Regions from separate parts of the Homo sapiens genome. Here region 1 is linked to region 2. A link is a contact called in ENCODE Hi-C data. All regions are on one chromosome and are shown on one strand. The core of a region is the stretch at or near the end of the contact, and the rest is flanking DNA. Distances in the headings are between cores, read along the strand shown.

What was found. Hi-C counts contacts between places; a loop is a spot of excess contacts on that map. Pooled maps may share reads with other maps.
Region 1: a map with no recorded cell type shows a loop between it and region 2 (5-fold over the local background). The contact joins two enhancer-like sites. A Hi-C loop is called at or near these places in 4 of 37 single-sample maps with no recorded cell type and 3 of 50 pooled maps.

The regions. Positions count from the first base shown.
Region 1 is chr4:77,576,573-77,582,743 of GRCh38, forward strand. It overlaps LOC105377296 (a long non-coding RNA gene), which reads right to left. Exons shown (of 7, transcript XR_938912.3): 7 at 4,314-5,470. It also overlaps a transcript of CXCL13 not described here. Among named protein-coding and RNA genes, the nearest start is that of CXCL13, 26 kb to the right of the region's middle. Within about 2 kb of position 3,264, at least 4 of the 41 ENCODE cell types and tissues checked have a DNase peak (open chromatin) inside an H3K27ac peak, as active enhancers do.
Region 2 is chr4:76,600,330-76,606,155 of GRCh38, forward strand. All of the region lies in intron 2 of SHROOM3 (shroom family member 3), which reads left to right. Among named protein-coding and RNA genes, the nearest start is that of MIR548AH, 28 kb to the left of the region's middle. Within about 2 kb of position 1,607, at least 3 of the 41 ENCODE cell types and tissues checked have a DNase peak (open chromatin) inside an H3K27ac peak, as active enhancers do.

The DNA.
Region 1 (6,171 bases), core at 2,014-4,513, 980 kb after region 2:
GTGAAAAATGTCACTTTCTGACAGGTCCAGGAGCTCCAGGTTTATCTTGGGACCTTAAGAGGAGAGGATTACCCAGCTCATAGGTATTTGATGGCAAAAACCCATGGATGGGCTCAGCTTTAAAAAGTCCTATCTGAGATTCCTTGTGAAACAGAGTTCCATCAAAGTCAATCTAAAAGGCTTATGTAAAAATAATTATTCTTGCTGCACTGTACACAAATAATCAGGCCAAGTATAAGACTTATAAGCCTAAAGTCTATTTTGCAAACAACTCCGTCCTATCATGATTTGTTTTTAGCAGAAATGAGGACTGGAGAGAGAGAAATTATGTTTCCAAACTTATCATACATTTGTCATTAAATTCCAGACTCATTAGTTGTTTTAAAGTTTTTGCCTACATCTTAGACTAACCCTGCTTATTCCCGTGAACAATCCAGTGACCTCTGACTGCAGCTCAGAAGGAACAAAAGCATAGATAGCTTTTATGGGTAATGTAAAAATCTGGATCAATATTCTAATTCTGAGCAATTATCCTGCAAATCTTGCCAGGTGATGGGAAAAAATAGGATGACCATCACCTGGAGGTTTTCTTTTTGGGAGGTAAGAGCAAGGAAGCTAACCAAAGCCAAGCATCATGCACCCAAATCTTAGCAAGCCTCCTTAACCATAGCCACCAGTTATCTGGGTGTGTCACAGGTTGTCCTTTAACCTGCCTTGTTGGAGGAGAACTCAATTCCATAGCTTCACCTTAGCATTTGGATTATAATAAGGAGTTCATCCAACCCCCACCAAGACACATTTTTGGTCCCAAACTCAATTCTAAGCTTTGAGTTGAAGCCCTAAGAAAGAAAACTAGATCTGAGGGGTCCGGAGGCAGACAATAATGGAAGTTAAAAGGCACAGTGCAGGTGAGTGTGACTAATTCCTGCCAATTAAGCCAAGCTTCCCATTTCATGGATAAAGGTCATGCTAGTATCCATGGCATAAATGAGGTCTAGGAAATGCAAATACTATTGACAGCAGTGGAGGTAGGACGTACATGGGTCAGAGTGGATATTCCCACCACCTAGGCCTTTCCATTAATATGAGTGAAAGCCACTTTGATGCCCATGAGTAGCAAGCACCCTGTAATGGTCACTGGGACTCAGGGATATAAGAACAGAAGAAAGAAAGAGGAATATCTCACTTTCTCTCCCTCATGTACCTCGGGTATTTGCTAGGAAGAGAAGGGAACCAGGGAGACCTGCTCCCTTCTTTCTAGATGAGTAGCTATTCACCTTCAGACTTTACCCCTTTCGGATGCATCCTGAACCCCTGGGACTCCTTTGAAAAAACCTCCTTTTTTCCTTCTTCCTCCTCTGTCCTCACTTCACTGATAGGTAATCATGTCTCCATACTATGCGACACTCCCCTCAGATGCATCCTCCAAACTGGGAAAACTCAATTTCCCAAACCTTAAACTGGTTGGCTTAGGATTGGGCCTGGGGAATGGAACCCAGAAGACTGACATCCTGGCAAAAGGGTAAAAGTCCTTTTTTACCAGTCAGGATTTTGGCCTCCCTCTCCCTGTGCAAACTGGTAAAAGGCCTCAGGATTCTTGAGCTGACTTTATCCACCCCCCTTGTTTTATTTTGATATATGTTTCCTAATAACCTGGTTTGTCTATTCTCACCTTTAGACTATCAAACTCCAAACAGTCATGCAACTGGAGCCACAGATGATGGCCCTGTTTGCCAGGGACCCTTAGATAGCCCTCTGAGGGAGCTCTGACTTCTGCCTTCCCAAAACAGCGCCCCCTGTCAGCAGGAAGCAGTTAAGATCAGCCTTCATTCTTATCCTTATCTTTGTTCTAATAGCAGTTAAGTGTACTTCTTTAGGCAGGGAATGATAGATGCAGGAGGCAGATAAGGGGAAGGGTCCCTGGAGAATCTCTGAGCCACCTGTGCACTGGGAGAATGGGGTGGAGCCACGAGAATTTCATGCCTTCTGTAGGGGGAAAGAGTCTGACCTCTTCAGGTCATGTGTGGTGGCCTGGAATCAATCTGTGAGGTGGGGGCCTGTTAGCAGGACACCCTCTCACTGTACTGAGAGTTTTTCTTTTTTCTTTTTCTCTCCTAATAAGTTCAACCCTACCCACCCTTCAATGTGTCCATGTGCCTAATCTTTCCTGGTTGTGTGACAAGAACCCAGTTTTAGCTGAACTAAGGAGCAAAAATTCTGCAACAGCATTCTTATTCTCTGGTCTCTGCAGCATAATCACACCCCCAAATTTTACCTGGTATAGAATCATGTAGAATAAAGCTGATGGTTTCCAACCTCTCCTGCAACTGAATATGGCTTGATAACTACATCTGGCCAGTAAGATGTAAGCAGAAGTGTCGCATAGCAGTTTCTGAGACCGAAGGTGCATTTTGAACTTCCTTCATCATCTTTTCTTTGATCCTGCCCCAGCAAATGAGAACTTGAGGCTGGAACTCCAGCCACTGCAAGGGCTACACTCTGAGGATGGCAGAGCAGTGAGGCCATAGGGCCTTGAGTGCCTGGATTGTGGAGAAGAGCTGCCATCAGCTGTGGATGGTCTCCAAACTGACATTTGTTGGGAAATGCCCCACTGTCTCACTGAAGGCACCCACATTTTGGCCCTCAGCTACTCATCCAATTCTAACTAATGTCAATTTATACAAACAAAATGCTTGCTTTCCCCCCAACCCCCAGAGGCTCTTAAGGAGTCAATCTCTGGGTGGAATTTTGGAAAGCTGAATAAGGACCATTTTCCTGATGAGGAAGTGTTGCTGCTGTTGCTCACCCCACTAAGGATGCAGGCCGTTTGCCTCCCAAAGGTTGTCCTTTAATTCAATTACAGCCTCAACACTTTGTGAAGTGACCCTCTCCAGACTGAATTATATTCTAATTAGAAAGTTAAGGTTTTCTCAATGTATTATGCTATTGGAGTCCCCAGAAGTCTAGTAATCCCTATTAGCTATGTGTCTGACTCATACTGCATATTTTACAGACACTCCTCTACTCTGTGGTTTTACTAAAAATTCCAAAGTTGTGTCTCCCTGGCATGCTGTTAAGGACCTTTTATTTTTTTTAATTCTGATGAGTGCCAAGCCCTAGAAATTAGACCTGCTACCCCTTTAAAAATGATGTACTCAGCTACCTGAAAATGCTCTGCTTCTTTGCAGAGAAGGTTTTAGATCAATCTCTTTAGTACAAGCAAATAACCCCAAATGTGTTAGCGCTAAGCACTCAGGGAGCCTTAGATTATTCTGCTTTTTTGCCTGTTATGAGCAATGCTGGTGACTAGAACCAACGACTTACTCAAGGGTAACATCCTGAAAAATAGCTATGCCAATCCAGGGTGATATTTATCATTCCTAACCACAGGCCAGGCATAGACACAGAGAGTCAGATCAGACCTTGGCTGTGTAAACCACTGATATAGCCAAACTGTACAAACCAGCTGACTATCAGCCAGGTGCAGGTTGATTATTAAAACTAAGGGCTCTTGACTTGGAATGGCAAGAAAGTGGGAAGGGGATGAATGGTGAGAAATTATTTAATGGGTACAATTACATTATTTGAGTGATAGATACACTAAAAGCCCTGACTTGACTGCCATGCAATCTATGCATGTAACAAAATTTCACTTTTAAACCTACAATTTTATACAAATAAATTTTAAAATAAAGAATATAGAATATATATTTTTTAAAAAGACAAGTTTTCTTTCTTTTTTTTTTTTTTTTTTTTTTTTTTTTTTTTTTTTTGAGATGGAGTCTCTCTCTTTCACCAGGCTGGAGTGCAGTGGTGCAATCTTGGCTCACTGCAACCTCTGCCTCCCGGGTTCAAGCAATTCTTCTGCCTCAGCCTCCCAAGTAGCTGGGACTACAGGCACCCACCACCACGCACAGCTAATTTTTGTATTTTTAGTAGAGACGGGGTTTCACCATGTTAGCCTGGATGGTTTCCATCTCTTGACCTCATGATCCGCCTCCATCAGCCCCTCAAAGTGCTGGGATTACAGGTGTGAGCCACCATGCCCAGCCGGGCTCTTATAAAGCCTTCAGGATTTATTTCTGGCTTTTCCTTTCCTTTATTTCTGGAGGATGGTTTTTAGCCTAGACACCCTCTCCTCCCCTCCCCTCCCCTCCCCCTCTCCTCCCCTGTCTTCCCCTCCCCTCCTCTCCCTCCTTCCCCTCTCCTGCCCTCCTCTCCCCTTCTCCTTCCCTCCCCTCTCCCTCTCTTCTCCTCCCCTCCTCCTTTCCCCTCTCCCTTTTCCTCTCCTCTTCTCCTGTGATGAGACCCCCTGGCCTTCCCTTTCACTGAGATTAAAATCCCTCCAAATTTTTCACATTCTCACTTCTTTACTTGAAAACAAAAACAAAAAAAAACCTATCCCCTAAGTGAAATATGCCAGTCACAGAAGACTACATTTTACACAATTTCATTCAAATAAAATACAGAATAAGCAAATGTATAGAGAACGTAGGTTAGTGGTTGCTTGGGGTTGGGGGAGTGAGGAAATAGGGGAGTGATAGCTAAAGAACCCCCAGGTTTCTTTTTGAGGTGATGAAAATTTTTTAAATGCTCTGTGGTGATGGTTACACATATCTGGAAATTTCTAAAAGCAGTTGAATTGTACACTTTAAATGGGTGAATTGTATTTGTAAATTATATATCAATAAAACTGTTAAATGCCATTCAAGCAAGTATGATCTAGAGAAATATGTGCTAAAATACAAGTTACCAAGTGGTTGCCAATTGACTGAATATTGGCTATTTTGTTGGATTAACGTTGTTTAAAACAGTTGTCAAAGTTTAAAAATAAAGAAATCTCCCACAAAAATCCAGCTTTTTGCCATCAGAATCTCTGGTATCAATGGCTCTATATTCCTGCATGGGGAGAAGTGCCTGGCTCAAGGGATCTTGGGATCCCTTCAAATGAGACCTGAGTTCTTCCAGGAACCACCTCTTGCTAAGATTTGACTTAATTATTATACTATTACTCCCCATAAGAGTTAGCATCCTCCAAACTAGATCCTTTTTAATTCAACAAATACGTATTGAGTATGTATTAGGTGCCATGTACCTTCTCTCTTTCCTCCTATCTGAGGACAAAAACCTCCCAAACCTCTACAATCTTTTCCCACTATCCTCTCCCCCATTAGCCTATAGACCTTTTCTGGTCTTTCTTATCATAAAAATTGTCAGCCAATTAAACAATCTTCTGTTGAATCCGCTGCTTTCTGAAGTCAGCTGTCTCATCTCTTGCATTCATTTCAAGCATAATCTATGTTCACTGGCATTTCTTTGCCTCCTACTCGTTGAACTGGTTGCAATTTTGGTTTCTATTACTCTACTGAAACTCTTCTATTAAAGTTCACTAAAGGAGAGTAGTGAGTCATCAAATCCAGTGCCCTTTTCCTCAGTTCTCACTTTCCTCAATGCTTTGCCTTTTTTCGGCCTGGAAAACATAGAAAAAAATGGAAAGAAAAAAAACATCATTCTATTCTCCTAATATAAAAATTTAAAAAGTCGGTGGAAAGTGGATTTTCTCTTGTTTTTCCCAGACAGAGCTCTTCTGATCTTTTGTAGATCTCCCTCAAGGATGAATACCCCCTCCCTCTATACATTGGAGCTGACCCACTCATTCAATAAAGCTGGGCCCTGTGGACAAACAAAGCCTCTGTCCTCATGGAGTCTATAGTCTGGTGGCATATTGGATGAATATATAATTACTAACTGGGCAGCACTCCAAGAGAGACAGTATGATTCTTAAGAGACCATGCAATAACAAAGGAAGGTGACCTAGATCGGGTAGGCAGTGGGATCAGGGGAGACATTCCTGGGGAATTTATGTTTGTCCAGTTCATTTCTACTCATCCTTTGCTTTTCTTCTCATAGAAAGTGAGGAGAGAGAGAGCAAGAGCAAGGGCAAGAGAGTAAATTCCAGGCAGAAAAATAAAACCAGCGTGGGGGAAGCTTGACGTAGGAACTAAGAGAATACAGAAGGGGAGAGTGGTGAAAGATGAGTCTAGATAAATCAGACGGGATCTTGCAGGTCATGGTAAGAGGTTTGTTATCCTAAAGCCAATAGTAAGACATGGAAAGTTAAAAGCAAGGGAGATAACATGATTACTTCAACATATTTTTTAAAAATGCTTC
Region 2 (5,826 bases), core at 357-2,856:
ATGGCTTGCTCCTTCCTGATGTGTCTTGAGATACTGTGCTGATTATGCTTGGGACAGAGAAGCATACCATTAGACTATTGAAATCACTGGAAAGAAAGCAGAAAACTGTGGTACTTTCAGCTTTCACATGATCAAGGTGTTTTCCTAGGATACAATAGGCCACTGAAGCTACACTTGATATTACATTAATAATTCAATAAAGCACATTAATTAACTACCAGTCCATGGCTTCAGCAGCTAATAGCACCTAAAGAAAATGTACTTCAACTTTCTTATCAAGAAATGGTCTTGATAAGAGACCGGGTGACTGTAACTTTGGTCATTGCTCTGGAATGTTCCTGATGGTGCTGCCAGTTTTCATTGCCCATAGGTGCAATATGGAAATTTTTATAAATGCTCTCATTTGATGCTTTTACAGATTAACAACATTTTTATATTGTATTGTAACTGAAAACAAACGAGTATTTTTCTTATCTCACCTGTAGAAAAGGGAGTGGTGAGAATTCAGGAGTTAATATTGTAAAAATACCTGAGATAAGAAATACATGTTTAAGTATTACTGGTTTTGATTGCCACTGAATCCTCATGAAGCAACCACAAAAATCAAACAGAATCAGGGACTAGGAAAAGTGGAAAGTCTGTATTTTTATACTACTCTAAAATCTATTAGGTTGGTGCAAAAGTAATTACAGTTTTCGCAATTACTTTAACGGCAAAAGCCACAATTACTTCTGCACCATCCCATGCCTTTGAGAAGGAAGATAAGTTTTCAGAGTGTTTAAAATTAGCCACCCATAGTTTGCTGTAAAACAGAAATAAAATTTGGTGACAGTTAAAAATTTACATCAGTGGTTCTCAGCTAGAGGCGATTTCCCTCCAGGGGACATTTAACAATATCTGGAGACATTTTTAGTAGTCACAACTGTGTGTGGTGTGGGGAGGGGGTCGTGCTACTGGCATCTAGTGGGTAGAGGTCAGAGATGCTGCCAAAATCCTGCAATGCACAGGAAAGGCCCCCCAGTAGAGAATTACCTGGCCCCAATTGTCAGTAATGCCAAGGCTGAGAAACACTGAGTTAAATAACAGCTGTTGGGAGCTTCTACCACTGGACTGTCTCTTTCAGCAAGAAATTAGCCATCCTGTTAATTGAAATTATTTTCCTCAGGTTATGTAAGGAAAATATACTCCTTTGCTTTCTTTTTTATTTATTTATCGTCCAGGCTGCAGTGCAGTGGCGTGATCTCAGCTCACTGCAACCTCCGCCTCCCAGGTTCAAGCGATTCTCCTGCGTCAGCCTCCTGAGTAGCCGGGACTACAGGTGCGCCACCAAGCCCAGCTAATTTTTTGTATTTTTAGTAGAGACAGGATTTCACTATGTTGGTGGCCAGGCTGGTCTCGAACTCCTGACCTCAGGTGATCCATCCACCTTGGCCTCCCAAAGTGCTGGGATTACAGGTGTGAGCCACGGCGCCCAGCCTTACTCCTCTACTTTCTTATAGGTTTAGTCTGGACTATCTTCTTTATATATAGCTCTCAAATTGTCAGACAATTCAGTCCCCAAAGTCCTCAGGCCAGATGCTTGAAAGATTGTGACTGCAAAAAAACAACAACCAGGTTGATTCAAGGGTTCACTTCTCAGCTGATTGGTTCAGCACTCTGTGGACACACAGCTGTTTTGTGGTGATAAAGAGAGCAGAAGAACGAAGTTGGTTGAGGAAATGCCTTCACATTTCAACACTCCCCTTCAAGGAAAGGGAAAGCTGGCTTTTCAAATACTTGCCAAGTGTGAAGCCATCCAGGAGCAATTACAGAACGTTCCTTTCAATCTTTCTCCTCTGTTTTCCTTGACTTATTTTATGAACTATTTATTGAATACTTACCATCCCAATCCCTATGATAAGTACTGCTCCTAATACAAAGAAAACTCAAATGATTTTAAGAATAACTAAAAAAAAATTACAAAGTCCTGTAGGTCATCACCTACAGGAAAAAGAAATGTTGGACAAAGGATTTCTCTCCTAGATTTTATGTATTTATATCTTACAACATATAAAGTTAAGTCCACATTTTTCTATGCATTTGTCTATTGAAAACTGTTAAAATACAGAAATTTATAATAAATGATACAGCCATATGTTAATTTTCTTGATTTTTTTTTTCGTTAGAATTCTTTTGCTTTATCTTGAAAGATTACCCAGTTCTGGGGCTTACTAGTGGCAATATATTGATATATAGTAGGCAAAATTAAATTTAATTACAATAAATAAACTTCATTATATGAAATAGGTTGGTGTTAAATTGGATCTCTCTTGGTCCAGCCCTAGGAAAACAAATTACTTTTCATTATGATAAATGTGAATGTATCTCCAGATACTTCAGTGGAACTCACTGTATAAATACGACAGAAGAGTTAGGAAGGTGGACCCTGGAGCCAGACTGCCTGGATTAAAATCCTGGCTCTGCCACTGACACTCTGTGACCGTGCAACCTTAGACAGATCACTTTCCTCCTGGTGCCTCGGTTTCCTTATCTTCAAAATGAGGATAACAGTCATAGTATTTTTCTTAGAAGGTGATTATAAGAATTGAATGAGTTATGCATGTAACTAGCACATAGTAAATGCTCAAGATACATTATTTTTATTGTCATCATTATTGTTGCATTGTATTTTATTTTTCTGTATTTGTACTAAAGATGGACTGATCGATAGACCCATTGCAGCTTTCCCAAGTGTAATGTGGTATAAAGGCACTTAATTCTGATTCCACATGTTCCTGGAGATAGTTATCTTTTAAAAACACATACTTGGCTGGGCGTGGTGGCTCACACCTGTAATCCCAGCACTTTGGAAGGCCGAGGAGAACGGATCATGAAGTCAGGAGATCGAAACCATCCTGGCTAACACGGTGAAGCCCTGTCTCTCCTAAAAGTACAAAAAATTAGCTGGGTGTGGTCGCACGCACCTGTAGTCCCAGCTACTTGGGAGGCTGAGGCAGGAGAATCACTTGAACCCGGGAGGTGGAGGTTGCAGTGAGCCAAGATTGGGCCACTGCACTCCAGCCTGGGCAAGAGAATGAGACTCTGTCTCAAAACAAAAACAAACAAACAAACAAAAACCCACAAACAAAAAAAAACCGTACTTTGCAACTAACAGGACATCTATTGATTGATTTATGATCAAAGCCTCTGACTTTCTATGTAGTATGACCATATAAAGTAATGGAATAAGACCACCATCTTGTATTCTTTCTTTTCTTCTTCTTTTTTTTAATATTTTAAGTTCTAGGGCACATGTGCCCACATGCAGGTTTGTTACATAGGTATACATGTGCCATGTTGGTTTGCTGCACCCATCAACTCGTTATTTACATTAGGTATTTCTCCTAACACTATCCCTCCCTCAGCCCCCAACCCTGCAAAAGGTCCTGGTGTGTGATGTTCCCCTCCCTGTGTCCATGTGTTCTCATTGTTCAACTCCCCTTATGAGTGAGAACAAGCATCTTGTATTCTTTTTTTTTTTTTTTTTTTTTTGAGATGGAGTCTTGCACTGTCTCCCAGGCTGGAGTGCAGTGGCGCGATCTCAGCTCACTGCAACCTCTGCCCCCCTGGTTCAAGTGATTCTCCTGCCTCAGCCTCCCGAGTAGTTGGGATTACAAGCACCTGCCACCCCATCTCTTAGTAGAGATGGGGTTTCACTATGTTGGCCAGGCTGGTCTCAAACTCCTGACCTCATGATCCGCCCACCTCGGCCTCCCAAAGTGCTGGGATTACAGGCGTGAGCCACTGTGCCCGACTGCATCTTGTATTCTTAAGCCTGTAGAGCATCTCAGTCTTCAGGCAGCCAAGGACATTTATTAGAATTGGAGCCTCTGGCTGCCTTGGAAGAGGATGTTTTCAACACTTTTAGCCTGTTGTAATACTTGGGGGCTACTGGTTGATTGTGCTTTAAAGGATGTTGATATCAAATATGGTCTGGCTATATTTATGCCAAGTTGCTGACATGTTGTATAATATTTATTGTTCCTAATGCATGATAGGATCAAAATGCTGTACACAAACAGGTAAAGATGGTTTTGCAGCTTTGGGTTTTCAATTTATTTTCTAGAACATGTCTCACTTGCTTTCCTACATAAAGACACATGATTGCTTTTGAGCTTAACTAAATTTAGTGTGGTATCTAAGTTGTCTGTGTGTTATTCTGGTGAACAAAGGCACTTGATCAAAATGATCTCTTCAAAGTTGGAATGCCTTCATTAAAATGTTCAAATGGTAACCGTCCACCTGAAGGATGCCATGAAAATATTAGAAATCATTGTTTTTTAAGCATTGATGTTGATAATTGTTAGACAATGTCTGAAACTTTTGAAATCACAACCATCTAAGGCAGTATAGGAAACAGAAATAGCAGGGATGTTGAAACACTAAAATAGTAAGTTTTGTAAGACAAAAGTGACCTTGCGTTCAAAATAAGATTTCTAGGAATTTATTCTGTTGATTTTAGATTGAATTTGTAGTAAGTAAACAATTAGCTGACTATATAAGGCTAAGGAGTTACTTATCTATGAAACCAAAAATGTGAACTAGTTTATCTGTAGGGTCCATTTTGTCTCTAAAATGCCAAAAATCAATCTAATATATTTCCCTGGATTGAATTCCTCAAGGGTCAAGGTGCATGCACCTTTGATATAGTGCTGAATGAAGCATTACTAATAAACATTAAACTGATTTGGATTTAAATACCTCTTACACAGCTCAAATGCAGGCTTGAAAAGTAATGTCCCCATGGCGGTAAAAGCATCAGTATGAGTGTACGTGTGGAAAGATTTGTTGTAGGAAGATCAGTCAGCCCTATTTCATGATGACTTCAATGTTGTCGGTGCAGCAGTGGAGTCATGGCCATGACAGCATCATCAGAGTGAACTTTAATTAAAAACAAGTGGAGAAATCAACAGCTAGGATTTGCCCGGGAAATACCTAAATGACATACAGCCCGGAAGAGGATTTCGAGGCACCATTTTATTGCATTCTAGTGGGAGAGAACAGTTCTCATTATAAAAATTCTAAGAAAAGTTGGAAAAATAATGAGCACCATAAATTAGATTTGAACTAGGCATGCCTTTTAGCCTCAACACATCCCATTTTGTATCCCCTTAAACTGTCAGAGAACAGGCAGGTATGACTCATTCCTCTAACTTGGGTAAGCAGAAATTAAAATAATCCTATTTAAGAAATAAATAGCAAAAAGGAAACTATAAATAAATGGTCAAATAGAATTGCTTAGTTGTTGAGAGAACTATGTAACTCAGCTAAGTGACAACAAAGGGAAAAAACCTAATTAAGTTGCTGAAGAGGGGGAAAATATTTTTTCAGTGGCATAAATCCCAGAGCAAAAACAAAAACAGAAAAAATGAAAAGATGTATGCTTTTAAATAGATGGAAAAAATCCTTGTTTTCTAAAATGTGACCTTAAAGACCCTTGGTAGAAATTCTAATAGCTACCATTCAATTTCTTTCTATAACACCTTTGATACAGAATCACTCTTTATCATTTCATAGTTCCAAAAATGTATTAAAGGCACAATTTTCTCTCTCTCTCTCTCTCTCTATATATATATATACACATATATATATACATATATATACACATATACACACACACACATATATATATATATATATTTTTTTTTTTTTTTTTTTTTTTCTGAGACGGAGTCTCACTCTGTTGCCAGGCTGGAGTGCAGTGGTGCAATCTCGGCTCACTGCAACCTCCACCTCCCGGATTCCAGCGATTCTCCTGCCTCAGCCTCCTAAGTAGCTGGTATTACA